3 separate regions of the Homo sapiens genome follow, and all the other regions are linked to region 1. The links are chromatin loops, found by intact Hi-C in ENCODE. Cell type or tissue: endothelial cell of umbilical vein. All regions are shown on one strand.

Evidence for each region. Hi-C counts contacts between places; a loop is a spot of excess contacts. Peaks named below come from ENCODE experiments on the same cell type or tissue, not always from the same donor. Only the 100,000 strongest peaks of a DNase experiment are listed, where the experiment ranks them.
Region 2: it touches region 1 in a loop (2.4-fold over the local background); 25 of 110 quality-filtered maps call a loop at or near these places.
Region 3: it touches region 1 in a loop (4-fold over the local background); 5 of 110 quality-filtered maps call a loop at or near these places.

What each region holds. Positions count from the first base shown.
Region 1 is chr20:48,681,448-48,683,947 of GRCh38, forward strand. The region is part of intron 10 of PREX1 (phosphatidylinositol-3,4,5-trisphosphate dependent Rac exchange factor 1); the gene reads right to left. Among named protein-coding and RNA genes, the nearest start is that of PREX1, 150 kb to the right of the region's middle. RefSeq lists an enhancer at 1,582-2,331. In endothelial cell of umbilical vein, no CTCF peak of the experiment used is centred here; a DNase peak (open chromatin) is centred at 1,374; H3K27ac peaks cover 1,472 bases.
Region 2 is chr20:48,822,679-48,825,178 of GRCh38, forward strand. The region is part of intron 1 of PREX1 (phosphatidylinositol-3,4,5-trisphosphate dependent Rac exchange factor 1); the gene reads right to left. Among named protein-coding and RNA genes, the nearest start is that of PREX1, 4.1 kb to the right of the region's middle. RefSeq lists enhancers at 1,139-1,188, 1,479-1,568. In endothelial cell of umbilical vein, no CTCF peak of the experiment used is centred here; DNase peaks (open chromatin) are centred at 1,013, 1,403 and 2,293; H3K4me3 peaks cover 106 bases; H3K27ac peaks cover 1,817 bases.
Region 3 is chr20:48,737,224-48,739,723 of GRCh38, forward strand. The region is part of intron 3 of PREX1 (phosphatidylinositol-3,4,5-trisphosphate dependent Rac exchange factor 1); the gene reads right to left. Among named protein-coding and RNA genes, the nearest start is that of PREX1, 90 kb to the right of the region's middle. In endothelial cell of umbilical vein, no CTCF peak of the experiment used is centred here; a DNase peak (open chromatin) is centred at 1,348.

The sequences.
Region 1 (2,500 bases):
CCACAGGGAAGCCGAGTGTAGTAGTCTATAGCCCTTGGGGTTGTACTGAGGCTTCATGCTTATTACCAATAGCAGAGAGGAGAGTGTGACCAGATTCCAGGTCTGCCTCAGGCTCACTGGATGGATGCATGGATGGATGGAAGGAAGGAAGGAAGGGAGAGAGGGAGGGAGGGAGAGAGGGAAGGAGGGAAGGAAGCTGGGCAGGCAGGTTGGTGGATGAGTGACTACATAGATGGATGGATGGATGGATGGATGGACGGACGGATGGATGTCCGGCCAGACAGACAGCCAGCAGCACATGGGCAGGTAGGTAAGTGGGTAAGTGGATGAATGAACAGACAGATGACTTAATATGGGGTGGATGAAGAAGAGAGTGAGTAGATGGGTGGATGGGTCAGGGATGGATCACAGATGGCTAGATGGAGTGGTGGCTGGACAGATGAACAGAAGGAATGGACAAACATGCAGGAAGAAATAATAGGGGGCCAGAAAGATGATGGCGGGGAGTCAGGCGAGCTAACAGTGATGAAACCATGTCATTTCCATATTCAAAACCCTCCCACAGGCTTACTACTCACAAAAAAAATCCCAACTCTTCCCACACGGACATAAACAAGGCCCAGCATGACCCACTCCCACCCTGACTGATCTCACCCCCAATACCTCTCATTAGTTATGCCTAAGCCACACCTACCACCTTTCCCTTATTAAAAAATACCAGACTCCTCCCTGCCTCGGGGCTGCTGCACTTGCTGTTCCTTCTGCCTGGAATGCCCTTCCTCAGCTCTTCATGCAACTGTGCCTTCTCATCCTTCAGGTCTCAGCACAAACATCACCTCCTCAGAGAAGCCTTCCCTGACTACCTCATTTAAAATGGTCCCCGACCCCTATCCAATCCATCACATCTCTGTGTTGCTTCCTTTTTTGCACTTTTCACTGTCTGAAGTGGTCTTGTTTACAGATTTATTTTACGTATTTATTGGCCATCTCCCCCAACCAGAATGTAATGACATGAACAGGGTGTTTTCTCTGTCTTATTCATGGCACTATCCCAGCACCTACCAGAGGGCCTGATGCAGAGCAGGGCTCAATGATCATTTATGGAACAAATGAAGTAATGAACCATCCGACAGAAAGGAATGTTCTGAGGTCGGCAGGAAGGTCTCGGGGAGACAGAAGTGCTCCCAGGCCAGAGGAAGACAGGCAGCTTTCCCAGCTCCCACGTGACTGCCCGGTGGTGAGAGGCTCAGCCGGGGCCCCAGGTCCTAGTTCTTGCGGGTGCTTCTCAGGCTCAGCCCAGAGCTCAACCCACTCAAACTCAGCAGGAAAAGGGAGAGCCTGGAATGGGGCTGTTTCCGCCGAGGCAATCTGTGTTCAATGAAAGCAGGTGGCAGCTGGCCAGAGCCTGAGCACCCTGCTTATCGAAACCAGCTGTCCCGCCTCCAATTACAGGGCCAGAGGGGGGCAGGGCTATTTTTAGCTTCCTAGTGTTTGGCAGAGCAAAGACCTGCCTGGTGTGTAGGTAGCGGTGCGTGCTGGAGCATTCAGAATGCCCTGGCTGGAGGCAGAGTGGGCTGCAGAAGAAATGCATCTGCTTTGTGGGACAGGCGCCCCAGGTGGGGAAGGGATTGTTCTGGGTCCTGTCCACCCCCAGTTCCATTCTCAAAGTCTTGGAACTCAGGGACAGGGAGAATGCTGCCAGCAGCTGAAGGAGGGGAACAGATGTTTGAGTGCCCACTCTCGGAAGCCCACCAGCTGTCTAATTGGGGGCCGCCTCTGGCACTGATCAGCAACTCTCTGGCCAGGGTTAGGGGACAGGAAGTATCCCACAGCAGCTGCTGGGGCAGAAGAAGACGGCCCAGAGGACAGCAACTCTGCCCTACGTTTCTGCCCAAACTGGGTCTTGCCATCTTCTGGTGGATCAAGGAGGGTTCACAGCTTGCTGGGCAAAGCTGGGCGGGTCCCTGTGCCTCTCTGGGCCTCATCAGGGCCCACCTGGGAAGTGGCTCACTCAGTCACCTTCTGGATTTAGCAGGCAAAATTTCTAGTCATATGAAATCCTGAGCTGGGATGCAGTATGCAAAAACCCAATAAAATTCATCTCTAGTGCAGGGGTCTCAAACTTGTAAATAGGCAAAACAGGCCAGGAGGAGACTGTGCAGAACCAGCCGGGGCCTGCCGTGTCTAAAGCTGGCAGCCACTCTTCAGTGTAGCCCATCATGGCCCATTATGTTAGAAGACGAACGCATCTAACAGCTTCTCGGGAGAGTGAGGAAATCCAGCATTTCCTGTGAAATCTCCCCATCATTAAATGTTCATATCGAGTCCAACATTTTCTGAAAGCACTACGTGGGCCGAGGAAAACATGTCTGCTAACTCTATCAGGTCAGTGGGGCACTGCTAGCCACCTCTGGGGTACAGGGGAGAGTGTTCTGGGCAAGGGGATCAGCGCACACAGAAGCCCTGAGAGGTAAGGTCAGGAAACCAGCGATCTGCCAGT
Region 2 (2,500 bases), 140 kb after region 1:
TTTTACTTCCTTATCTTCCTGGTTGCCTTTCTGTAAAAGATACACATCCTTCCATCCTTTTCTCCAACCTAATGTCACCTTATACATATAACACACGTGTATATTATGGTTATTGTTTATTTTCCAAAAGAACTGTGTTACATATACCTCTCAGCATCCTACTTTTCATATGAGGACCACGTGAAAATCCCCCCAAGTTACTGGGGAGGTCCCTCTGCCTCAATGACTGTGAAATCAAAGACCTGCCCCCACCCCAACCACCCGTGGCATTTCTCCCTAGTGTGAGACTAGGAGTACAGAATCTTTTAAAACAGAAAAAAAAATAGTGACAACAAAAAACCACAGTTTCTTGTTTGGCAAGCGGAGCTCCAATGAGAAGAAAAACTTTTGTCTCCTCCCTCCAAAAAGCAGAACCACAGAAAGCATTCTGGGAGCTTTCTGCCCACAATCCCTGTTCCTCAGAGACTCCCATCCTGGTCGGTTCCGGGCAGACCCTCTGTGTCTCTATAGCTCTCTGTCCTCAGCCACGGGGAGACCTTCGAGGAGCTGCTGACCAACTCCCACCCACCGGCCTCTCTGCCCACCCACCCAGGCCCTCTCTTCTCTTTCGACCACTGCCCAGCTGACACACCCCATCATGGGAGTTACTGGCACCTGCCCCTGAGGTGCCTCCCCTTGGCAGGTGGGCCCAAGGTCTACTCAGCCTCCTCTAGGGGAGTGGGGGGCAAGCTTCACCACATCCCTGTGACGCAGGTGCTACACTGTGCCCGTTGGACAGATGTGGAAACTGAGGCACAGAGCAAGTCAGTGATCAGCCCAAGGTCACCTACAGTCCAAGTGGAAGAAGCCTGGATTTGAACACCAGCAGCATGACTCCAGAGCCTCACTCAACCCTCGTGCCATGAACAGACCCGGAGCCCAGAGCAAGAACTCGGCAGCCTGCCATTTCTATCCGTCCACAGTTCTTCCCATTCTGTGGAGAAAAGAATGGGAGTCACAGAGGGCAAGTAACAGGAGGAAGCGCAGGCGGAGGTGAAACATCACACAGACCTGGGTTCAAATCCCAGTTCTGCCACCTTAATAAATCATGTGCCAAGCCCTTCTTGGATCAGCCAAAGGCGGTCTATCAAGTGGCTGGGGACATGAGTTGTGGGGTCAGGCAGCCTAGGATCAAATCCTGGCAATGCTGTCCACCTGACCCAGAGCAGCTCACTTAGATTCACTTTGCCTCAGTTTCCTCACCTCTCAATGGGGATAAAAACAGCATCCCCTTCATAAAGAAAATTAAATGAGTTGACACATGCAAAGTGCTTAGAATGGCAAGTGATGAATCAAAGTCAGTTCCTGCACAGCAATGACTGTCATTGTTTTCATCATGACTAACGCTGCCCAGAGCACACGGGGAGTACCCCACATAGCCAGGGCCTCGAAATGATTCGAGCCAAGGTTCTGAGTCAAAACCCCAGGCACTGTTTCCCCCAAGACCGATCCAGCATCTCTGTGAAAGGGCTGTCCTTGCCTTTTCATGATTATTTAATAAACACACGCAAAACACCAAACTCAGAGGACTCCCTGGAGATGAGGGAGGGAGTGCAACCCAGTTCCTGAAGGAGATGGGGAAAGATGGGAAGATTCTCAAGGAACCACAAAGCCCTCGGCCTGGAACCAAACAAAACCACTGGTTCCTGTGGCCGGAGTTTAGGGTGTCAAAAGGAAACTCACTCAGAGCCCCCATCCTCCTCTCAGTGCTGACTTAACTCAGACCTCACTTCCTCCAGGAAGCCCTCTCTGATCACCCCTGCTCTCTGGATGCTGAAGTCCCACAACCCTAATTATCTGTATTATTTAATTTTCCTACAACAACAATAATAACCAATATTTATATACCTTACTGCCAGACACTGTTCTAAGTGCTTTACATCAATTTCTATAACTCACTTATCTTCTTTAAAAACCTATAAAATAGGACCTATTAACATCCCTCTTTTTACAAATAAGGCTCAAACAGGTTAAGGTGTTTGCCCAAGGTCACAAGTCCAAGGATTTAACCTCAAGCAGTCTGGCTCCAGAGCCTTGCACTTGGATTGTTTTTTTTAAACACCCATTTGGCCATCCTCCACTACACCGTCCTCTCCTTGAGGACAGAAGCCACACATGGCCCCTATCACGGGGGTTACTTTCCACGGTTTCCATGGGCCGATGGGACCTTCACACCAAGGACACACGGAGACCAGGGTGGTCCTTTAAGGCCTGCCTCTAACCACATGGAAATAAAAGCAGGGAGGGATTACCGTGCATTCTTCCAAGCCAGGAGACAGCAGGGAAAATCCCTTAGCAAATATAAAGGCTGAGAAGAGAGAGTGGGAAGACAGAAGAGAATCACAACCTGAGGCTGCCAGCCTTGCAACCATGGAAAGCCTTGGTAATTAGCAGTTCCTGAAGCTCTAAGCCCCAGGTTAGTTTTGAAAACGAAAATGCCTTGGGATGTTTAGGGGCCATT
Region 3 (2,500 bases), 56 kb after region 1:
AAAAAAAAAAAAAAAAAAAAAGACAGGCAGAGTCAGGAGGAAGGCAGCAGATAGACTCGTGGGTTTAGGGAAAGCATCGGGAGGGTCCCAGGCAGATTTTGGGAATTATGATGGTCCCTGACCCCAGGATGTTTTACGTCTCATTCATGCACTGTCCTTCTCCCCTGAATCTCCTGGGACTGTCAGCTCCATCGGGACGGCGTTTTCATCTGTTGAGGTCACTGCTGTGATGTCAATGGGGTCAGCGGCCACTGGCAGAGAGCAGGTATTGTGACTATTTGATGAATGAAAGGAAGAAAAGAGAAGGAGGAACGGAGAGGCTAAAGGGCCCTCAGACCAGCTCTGTGCTTCTTCCCAGGCTGGTCCCACCCCACCCCAGGGACCATAAGTGAGCACATGACCCAGACAAAACCAATCAGAGTTCCCCGTCCTAATAACAGTGGCCATGTGACCCAAGCTGGGCCGCAAGAGCCCGCAAGGACTCGAGCTGGAATCACTGGGAAGAGAAACTCTCTTTGAGCTGCTGTTGAACCCCTGCCACCATGTGAGGCATGCACCCCATAAGCCCCTCCCATTCTCCAAGAGTGAAATCAGCACTGCACAGATAAAAGCAGAGCCTGAGATCAGAGAAAGACCTGGTCCTGAAATCATCATACGGAGTCCTGGATCTAGCTATGCCTGAAGCCAACCTACACTCCTGAACAATTTCACTGACATGCATCAGTAAAGTCCTGTATTTGTTTAAGCCTATCTGAACTGGTGTTTCTGTCACGTACAGCAAAGACAGTTTTGATACATGCACACTCTTAAAGGCAGAAAATGAAAGACATGGACCCAAATCTTAGTGAGGTGACAGGGTCTCTCTGTCCATCTCCACAGAGATGAAGGGAAGGGACTGGGCCAGAAAGCAGGGACAAATCGGTTTCTTCCCACATACCAACCCCAGTCACTGGGTAGTGCCAGCTGGAACACTGGTGAGGAGGATTCTGGGGCCCCACAGGAAGCCTAGAGACAGAATGCTGTGATTGATTAGGAATGTCTGCCACAGGTGCAGGAGAGGGGGTAACAAGCTCACCACTGGTTTGTCATTCCTCATCCCCTGAGCCCCCTTCTACGACAAGGTCTGCAATGTTTTCCTCTCCTTCAGCCTGTGGGAAGGGCAGGGGCCCAACGCTTGAGGCTTGGAGAAGTTAAATTTAGCAAAGGACAACATCCCCTCTGCAGCACCGTGCCCAGTTCAATCACGCCTGTGTCCTTTCATCCAGCCTGACCCCAGCTGCATCTCAGGCCTGAGACCCTGCAAATACGGAAACGCTGCTCTTGACAGCTCAGAGTCCAAGTGTTCCATTTCCTCCTGGAGGCCCGACATGGGGCTCTGATTGCTTTGCCAGGAAGAAACGGACAAACAGTTGTGCATACACAGATGTGGTGGGTACGGAACATGTGGCTGTGGGTTTGGGGGGAGAAGGGGACAGCTGCTGGCTGGAAACAGCCAGGGGAGGGGAGCTCACCCCCAGGAAAGGCTCAAGGATTGTGAGAGGTGGCAGCTGCTGTCCACAATACCCAGGTGACAGTGGCTCCACAGAGACCATCAGCTCCAAACCACTCATTTCACAGCCAGCAAGACTAAGACCCAGAAGAGGGAAGGAGCTGGCCCATGCAGACATATTCTCCAGTGGGGAGGAGAGAAGTGAGAATCAGGTCTCAGTTTCTCAACAGTCTCCCCAAATTATTTACCCATCCATACAGCTGTGGGGAGAGGGGGGTTAAAACAGAAATCAGACCACACTACTCCCGTGCTTAAAACCTGCAATGGCTTTCACTGACTCAGAATAAGATCTACAGTCCTCACCTCGGCACGCAAAGCCCTACAGGATCTGCCCTGCCCCCACTATGACACCCTCAAACTCTCTCTATCACTCACTCTGCTCTGGCCACGCCAGTCTCCCTTCTTCTCTCAAATGAGCTAAGCTTGCTCCCAGCTCAGGGCTTCTGCCCTTTCTCACCTTGGTCCAGACCACCCTCCCCAAGATCATCCCATTCCAACCCCTCAGAAAGGCCATCCCACCCTTGGGTTGCCAGATATAAAATAAACCCCAGGATGCCCAGGTGAATGCTCATTTCAGACACATATTTTTTTTAGTATAAGTATGTCTCAAATATTCCATAAGACATGTTTCCACTAAAAAATTATTTGATGTTTACCTGAAATTCCAATTTCCCTGGGTGTCCTTTGTTTTCATTTGCTAAATCTAGCAGCCCTGGCCCTGACCTCCCGATTGAAAGCAACCTCAGGCAGAGTCACTCTTTACCACATCTGCATTTTATGTTCTTCACAGTCTGCACTGGCATCTGAAATGACCTCATTTGTTAAATTACCCTCTGTTTCTCCCACCTACGAGCCGCGTGGCAGCACGGAGCAAGTCTGTCTTACTTAGTACAGCATCCCCAGGGTCTAGTGCAGAGCCTGGCACACAGGAGATGCTTACTATGTATTTCA